Regions from separate parts of the Homo sapiens genome. Here region 2 is linked to region 1. A link is a loop called in an ENCODE intact Hi-C map of the cell type or tissue named here. Cell type or tissue: PC-9. All regions are shown on one strand. Each heading gives the region's core, and the rest is flanking DNA. Links, peaks and the distances in the headings are about the cores only. Region 1 has its middle 16 kb from the start of LINC00887. Region 2 overlaps LINC02036 (long intergenic non-protein coding RNA 2036).

Region 1 (2,906 bases), core at 309-2,808:
ACCATGCCTGGCTAATTGATTTTATTTTTTAGAGATGAGCTCTTGCCACGTTTCCCAGACTGTGCTTGAACTCCTGGCCTCAAGCAATCCTCCCACTTCAGCCCCAAGAGTTGCTGGGATTACAGGGGGAAGCCACCTTGTCCGGCCCAGAAGCACTTTTCAAAGCCTCTTACGTTGGATGCTGTAGGTTCCATGCGACAATGACACTAATTATGATTTAAGCAGCACCTACTAGAAAGGAGCGTGTCTCATACATTATTGATCACTCTTAAAACTGCCTAGCTCCACGTGGTGGCTCACTCCTGTAATCCCAGCTCTTTGGGAGGCTGAGGCAGGCGGATCACCTGAGGTCAGCAGTTCGAGACCAGCCTGGCCAACATGGCGAAACCCCCTTTCTCTACTAAAAATACAAAAATTAGCCAGGCGTGGAGGCGCGTGCCTGTAATCCCAGCTACTTGGGAGGCTGAGGCAGGAGAATCACTTGAACCTGGGAGACGGAGGTTGCAGTGAGCCGAGATTGCACCACTGCACTCCAGCCTGGGTGACAGAGTGAGACTCCATGTAAAAACAAACAAACAAAGAACCCCAAACTGCCTAGCTCCATTTTGTTCAACAAGAGGCTCAGAGAGTATGTTTGAGGTCACCCACGTGTGTATTTTACGTCTAAAACCTCTCCTGACCCTCGAATGACCCACTCCTGGCTGTAGTCAGTTAGGTCTGTTCAGCCGCAGGAGAGGAGGCTCACAACGGCCAGGCAGGCTCCGATCTTCTCAATGTGGTCCCTCGCTGTGGCGGCTTAGCTTAGATCTTCTCTCAAACTCAGGCCGCTAGAGGGTCCCCACCGGGAAAGGGACACGCCAGGGCGTGGGGCAGGTCTGGAGCGGCCCGGGGCCGGGTGGATCCCGGCGCTCTGCTTTTACCTGGCAGGCGGGAGCGGTCCGGCGGGGCGTGGGCGCAGCGGGGGCCCGGGGCTGGAGGGGAGGGGACGGAGGGGGCAGGAGGGGGAGGGCCGGGAGGAGCCAGCAAGCTGGCGGCGGCGGCGGCCTTGAGCCACTGGCTGGGGCTGGTTGTGGCCGAGGCTGTGGCGAGAGGCGGGGCCGCTGGTGTGGCCAACGAGCCCGTAATGAAGCCCGGCGCCTGAGTCCCCTTTGTTCCCGGGGAACTACTTAAAAAGCCCCCTCCTCAGTCCCCGTGCGGGGCGAATGAGGACAATGGCCGGAGTCGCAGTGGGCAGAGCGGAACGCCCCCTTCAGAGAGGCCTTTCCAGCCGCGCGGCCCGGGGGACTGCAGGCGGGGCGCGCGCTGCCCTTCGAGGCCAAGAGGCCAACGGTGAAACAACAAAGATTTTTTTTTTCTTTCTTTTTTCTTTTTTTTTTAGAAAGAAATCTCGCCATTGCCGGGAATGGGTAAATCACTCAGGCCGCGTGGGTCCTTGGCAGATGGCAGAGGCGGCTTCCCAGTCCCCCACCTGGCACTAGAGGGACGGGGCGCGCACCCAACGGTGGCACGCATCGCCGAATTTTCCTGAATGCCGCTGTGGCACATTCCTGGCCTTTGCAGTTATTAGGAAATGAGAGGATCTTTTTTCCTTCTACTCTCCCCTCCCCCTGCCTTCGTTTTTCTTCCAGGCATGGAATTATCTACTTTAGCAGTTCAAAAGACATTCCATTCCCATGACAAAGACAGAAAGGGGTGATGTTGGCATACTGTAGCCCTCTTTCTCATAGGGAGACTTGAGCAATAAATCATAATGAATGAGAATTTAAAATAGCATTTATTTAACCTTTAATAGTACACCTTGCTGATTTTCAAAGCGTCACCAACAGCTTTGTTTTTCACATTCCCCAGCAAGGGTCCAACTCAAACTTTGAGCAGACAGTAGCGAATTTTATTCCTCTCATATATTCCTAAAAAAAAATGGGTTGAGGGGATTCGTGTTCCGCTCCCTCTCAGCTCTTAAATGTCTTAAGTCTATCACTGAACAAAGACTGACAGAAGATTTTAAAATAGAATGCAAAACTATCATCACAGCAAATATCTACTTACATCTTTTTTTTTTTTTTTTAGATGGAGTCTCGCTTTGTCGCCCAGGCTGGAGTGCAGTGATGCGGTCTCGGCTCACTGAAGCCTCCTCTTTCCGAAGCCTACGCCTCCCAGGTGCAAGCGATTCTCCTGCCTCAACCTCCCAAGTAGCTGGGATTACAGGCGTCCGCCACCACACCCGGCTACTTTTTTTTTTTTTTTTTTGAAACGGAGTCCCGCTCTGTCGACCAGGCTGAATGGAGTGCAGTGCCGCGCTCACTGCAAGCTCCGTCTCCCGGGTTCACGCCATTCTCCTGCCTCAGCCTCCCGAGTAGCTGGCACTACAGGCGCCCGCCACCACGCCTGGCTAATTTTTTTTTTTTTTTTGTATTTTTAGTAGAGACGAGGTTTCAGCATGTTAGCCAGGATGGTCTCGACCTCCTGACCTCGGGATCCGCCCGCCTTGGCCTCCCAAAGTGCTGGGATTACAGGCGTGAGCCACTGTGCCCGGCCCTTTTTTTTTTTTTTAAAGTAGAGACGAGGTTTTGGCATGTTGGCCAGGCCAGTCTCCAACTCCTGACCTCAGGTGATCTGCCCGCCTCAGCCTCCCAAAGTGCTGAGATTACAGGCCTGAGCCACTGTTCACGACCCCACGCCCAGCTCTACTTATATCTTCTATTTAGCACTCTTCTTTCTGGCTTGGAACCCACCTATCTCTTTTCCAGAGGCAATGATATACACAGGTATCCACCTTAGCTCACCCAAGACGGGCTCACACCAGTGAATGCCAGAGTATCTGGAAGTGGTTGATCAAAAACATTCTCAATAATGGGTAATCCAGCAGGAGACACCAACCTCGACAAAAATGAAAGGTCAGGGGGATT
Region 2 (2,906 bases), core at 88-2,587, 83 kb after region 1:
CTGCGCCCTGCAGCATGTGGGCCAGCTGCCCTCCCTATGCACTGGGCATGTAGCCTTCCTCTGGAGAACCCTGCAGCCTCCCAGGCATTGCCTTCACCATCCTTCTGTGTTGGAGCTCCTGGCTTCCAAAGCCCTCGCCTTCCTCCTTCTTGGTTTACCTTCTTATTTGTGAGGAGCTCATTTTCCAGTAATGTCACAAGAAAGGGGCATATGGCCTTGTTTTTAAAATCTGGGTATCCCCAGCATGCTCAACAGATGTTTGCTAAATTAATGAAAGAATAAAAGCAGAAAGGACAACAAGGAAACATCAGCAGAGATAGATGGCATGATCACACATTGAGATTAAAAGGAAACAACACATTCTGATAATCTGATGTTTAGATAATTGACCTAAGCTTTTAATTTATGATTGACATCAGCAATAATAAAAGTTCATGAGAACACCTGGATTTAGAGAACTCATCTTTTCAAATGGCAGTCTGGCATAGGAAAGAATATCGGCCGTGAATGAGTTATTTAACCTTGCTGTGTCTTGGCTTCTTTGTTCATAAAAATAGGAATGCTAGCCGGGCACGGTGGCTCACGGCTGTAATTCTAGCACTTTGGGAAGCCAAGGCGGACGGATCACAAGGTCAGGAGTTCGAGACCAGCCTGGCCAACATGGTGAATCTCCGTCTCTACTAAAAATGCAAAAATTTGCCGGGCATGGTGGTGGGCACCTGTAATCCCAGCTACTCAGGAGACTGAGGCAGGAGAATCGCTTGAACCTGGAGGCAGAGGTTGCAGTGAGCTGTGATCGCGCCATTGCACTCCAGCCTGCGTGACAGGGAGACTCTCATCTTAAAAAAAAAAAAAATAGGGATGATAAGGTCTACTTATCAGGAAAACTGTTGCACTGGGTAAGAACTAAGGGTGGCTGAGCCCTTTCACAAGTCATCTTATGAAAATGACATTTAAATGGAATCAATTATATGCAAAATGGCACAGAGTTTAGCCTTTTGTAGCACTTGACAAATGGGATTGACTTCCCTTCTTTCTCCGCTTAAGAGTGCAGGACCTCTGAATTGCCAACTGTAACAGTTATTGATTATGTTGAAAAGGGTTATAAAAAGCTTAGTTTGGGATTCAGATGTGGTAGTGTGATAGTGGTGAGATGCCTTGTTTTAATCTTGACTCTCACCGTGATTTGTTATGTGTCCTCGGGCAAGTATCCTTCCTTTCTGAGCCTCTGGGCTTTCTTTGGGAAAATGCGGGGCTGGGCGGCTGGGGACTGAGGTCTGACTCTGTCAGGCTGTACCTTATTCTGTGAGTTGCCCTTCCAGAACCCAACAGACTCCACCCAGCTGCTGTGAGCACGGTTTGCCTTCAAAGTAGATGCTATCTCTGTCCCTGGCACCGGCCTTCTTAAGGCCCGGGGGCCCGAGGTTGACATCCTGTGAGGTCGCCTGGGAAGAAGCCCACATTACATTCTTCTGCAATGTAATGCAAAACAGATCCGGCCTAGGCTCCAGCCAGCACCAGGGAAGTGGACTTCATTGTAAAAGCCACCTTGTCAGCGTCAGGCCTGGGTGATTAATGACTCTTTAATCTCACAGCAGAATACCTGACAAAATACGCCTGGGCCAAAAAGGCAGAACAAACCTAATTAGCCTAGTTGACCCACTCACAAGGTGTGGGTTGCTAAGGATCCCAACAGCTTCGAAAGGAAGCCTCTCCCTGCCTGTCCCTTTTAGGTCTGTGAAAGAATCAAGTGGTCACAATGGGGAAGGGACTCCATTAAAAGGAGGGGGCTGGCCAATGAATAAACATGCAGGTTACCGTGTTGATATTTCGCTGAATGCTGTTCTGAAGTGGGGTGTTTGGGGCCTCGGAGGCCGGCGCCCCTGTATTGTGCTGGGGGAGGGACTGGCCATTTGAAGTCAAGGTGAGGACATACTGGGGCAGATGGAACCTGCTTTGTTTGTGAAAGAGTTTTTCTGCTATTTATGCTAATGAGTGGGAAACACTTCTAGAGCATTTCAGATGATTCTGTAATGAGGCCCGGCAGAATGTGCCAACATTGTTGGCCCAGGACAATTTCAAACTCCCACTCGCCACATTAGCAGCCCTTCTTTACATGAAGGCCCTTGGAGGGTGAAAGAGGACAATGCAGGAAGAGTGAAAACATCACAAAGAGGGGCTTTTGTTTCGCCTTCCTTTGAACCCTCTCAAAAGCCCAGTTTCAAGGGGTGTGTTGGGCCTGCCTTTCAACGTTACTGAACCCAGAATCCCCTGTTGTTTAGCAACATAGAAAGCTGACCTTAATTGACTCCACTTCTGAGCAGGCTTTGTAAATCACTCTGCCCCGGAGTGGAATTTCCTGATGGTGTCCGTGTGTGATATATAACGTTTGTACACAGGATACCAACGTGCCAATGCAATATACATGCCTTCATGTGTGCACAGTGATTTACAGCTTACAGCTCACTTTTACATGCATTCTCTCACAAGGACCCTACCTCTGGGTTAGGAATCATTATTCCCATTTTACCGATAAGAGAATTGAGACTCAGAGAAGTTAGGTGGCCTGCCCAGAGTCACCCATCAAGAAGGAATCAGAGCTGTGTCTGGAAGTTAGGTTTCCCTGACGCTCTGTTTCACTGCAGTTGTTCCAGGGGTTGTATTAAATAGACTGTGTAAATGTGTATTCGAGAGAGATGTCTTGAGCAATTAGTTTCTTTAAAGCATTGTTTTGTGGGTAAAGAAGAACATCGCTAGGTTATAACAACATTTTGGATTTCCCCTTTAATTTCTGGTCATAATAGCATTTTCTTGACAAGACTGCTTCCACTGCACTCTAGCTGTGCCTGGAGGATTTCTACTGTCCCCTTTCCCTTCCTTCCTCATCCTCAAGTCACGCAGCTATA

What was found. A loop is a pair of places that touch in the nucleus more often than their neighbours do. Peaks named below come from ENCODE experiments on the same cell type or tissue, not always from the same donor. Only the 100,000 strongest peaks of a DNase experiment are listed, where the experiment ranks them.
Region 2: it touches region 1 in a loop (6-fold over the local background); 8 of 110 quality-filtered maps call a loop at or near these places.

Annotation. Positions count from the first base shown.
Region 1 is chr3:194,295,320-194,298,225 of GRCh38, reverse strand. No RefSeq gene overlaps it. Among named protein-coding and RNA genes, the nearest start is that of LINC00887, 16 kb to the left of the region's middle. In PC-9, for the core only: a CTCF peak has its summit at 1,349; DNase peaks (open chromatin) are centred at 1,065 and 1,635; H3K4me3 peaks cover 1,373 bases; H3K27ac peaks cover 1,976 bases.
Region 2 is chr3:194,211,678-194,214,583 of GRCh38, reverse strand. The region is part of intron 1 of LINC02036 (long intergenic non-protein coding RNA 2036); the gene reads left to right. Among named protein-coding and RNA genes, the nearest start is that of LINC02037, 35 kb to the left of the region's middle. RefSeq lists enhancers at 1-342, 1,149-1,954, 1,955-2,760, 916-2,906 and a silencer at 2,050-2,344. In PC-9, for the core only: no CTCF peak of the experiment used is centred there; a DNase peak (open chromatin) is centred at 1,483; H3K27ac peaks cover 1,821 bases.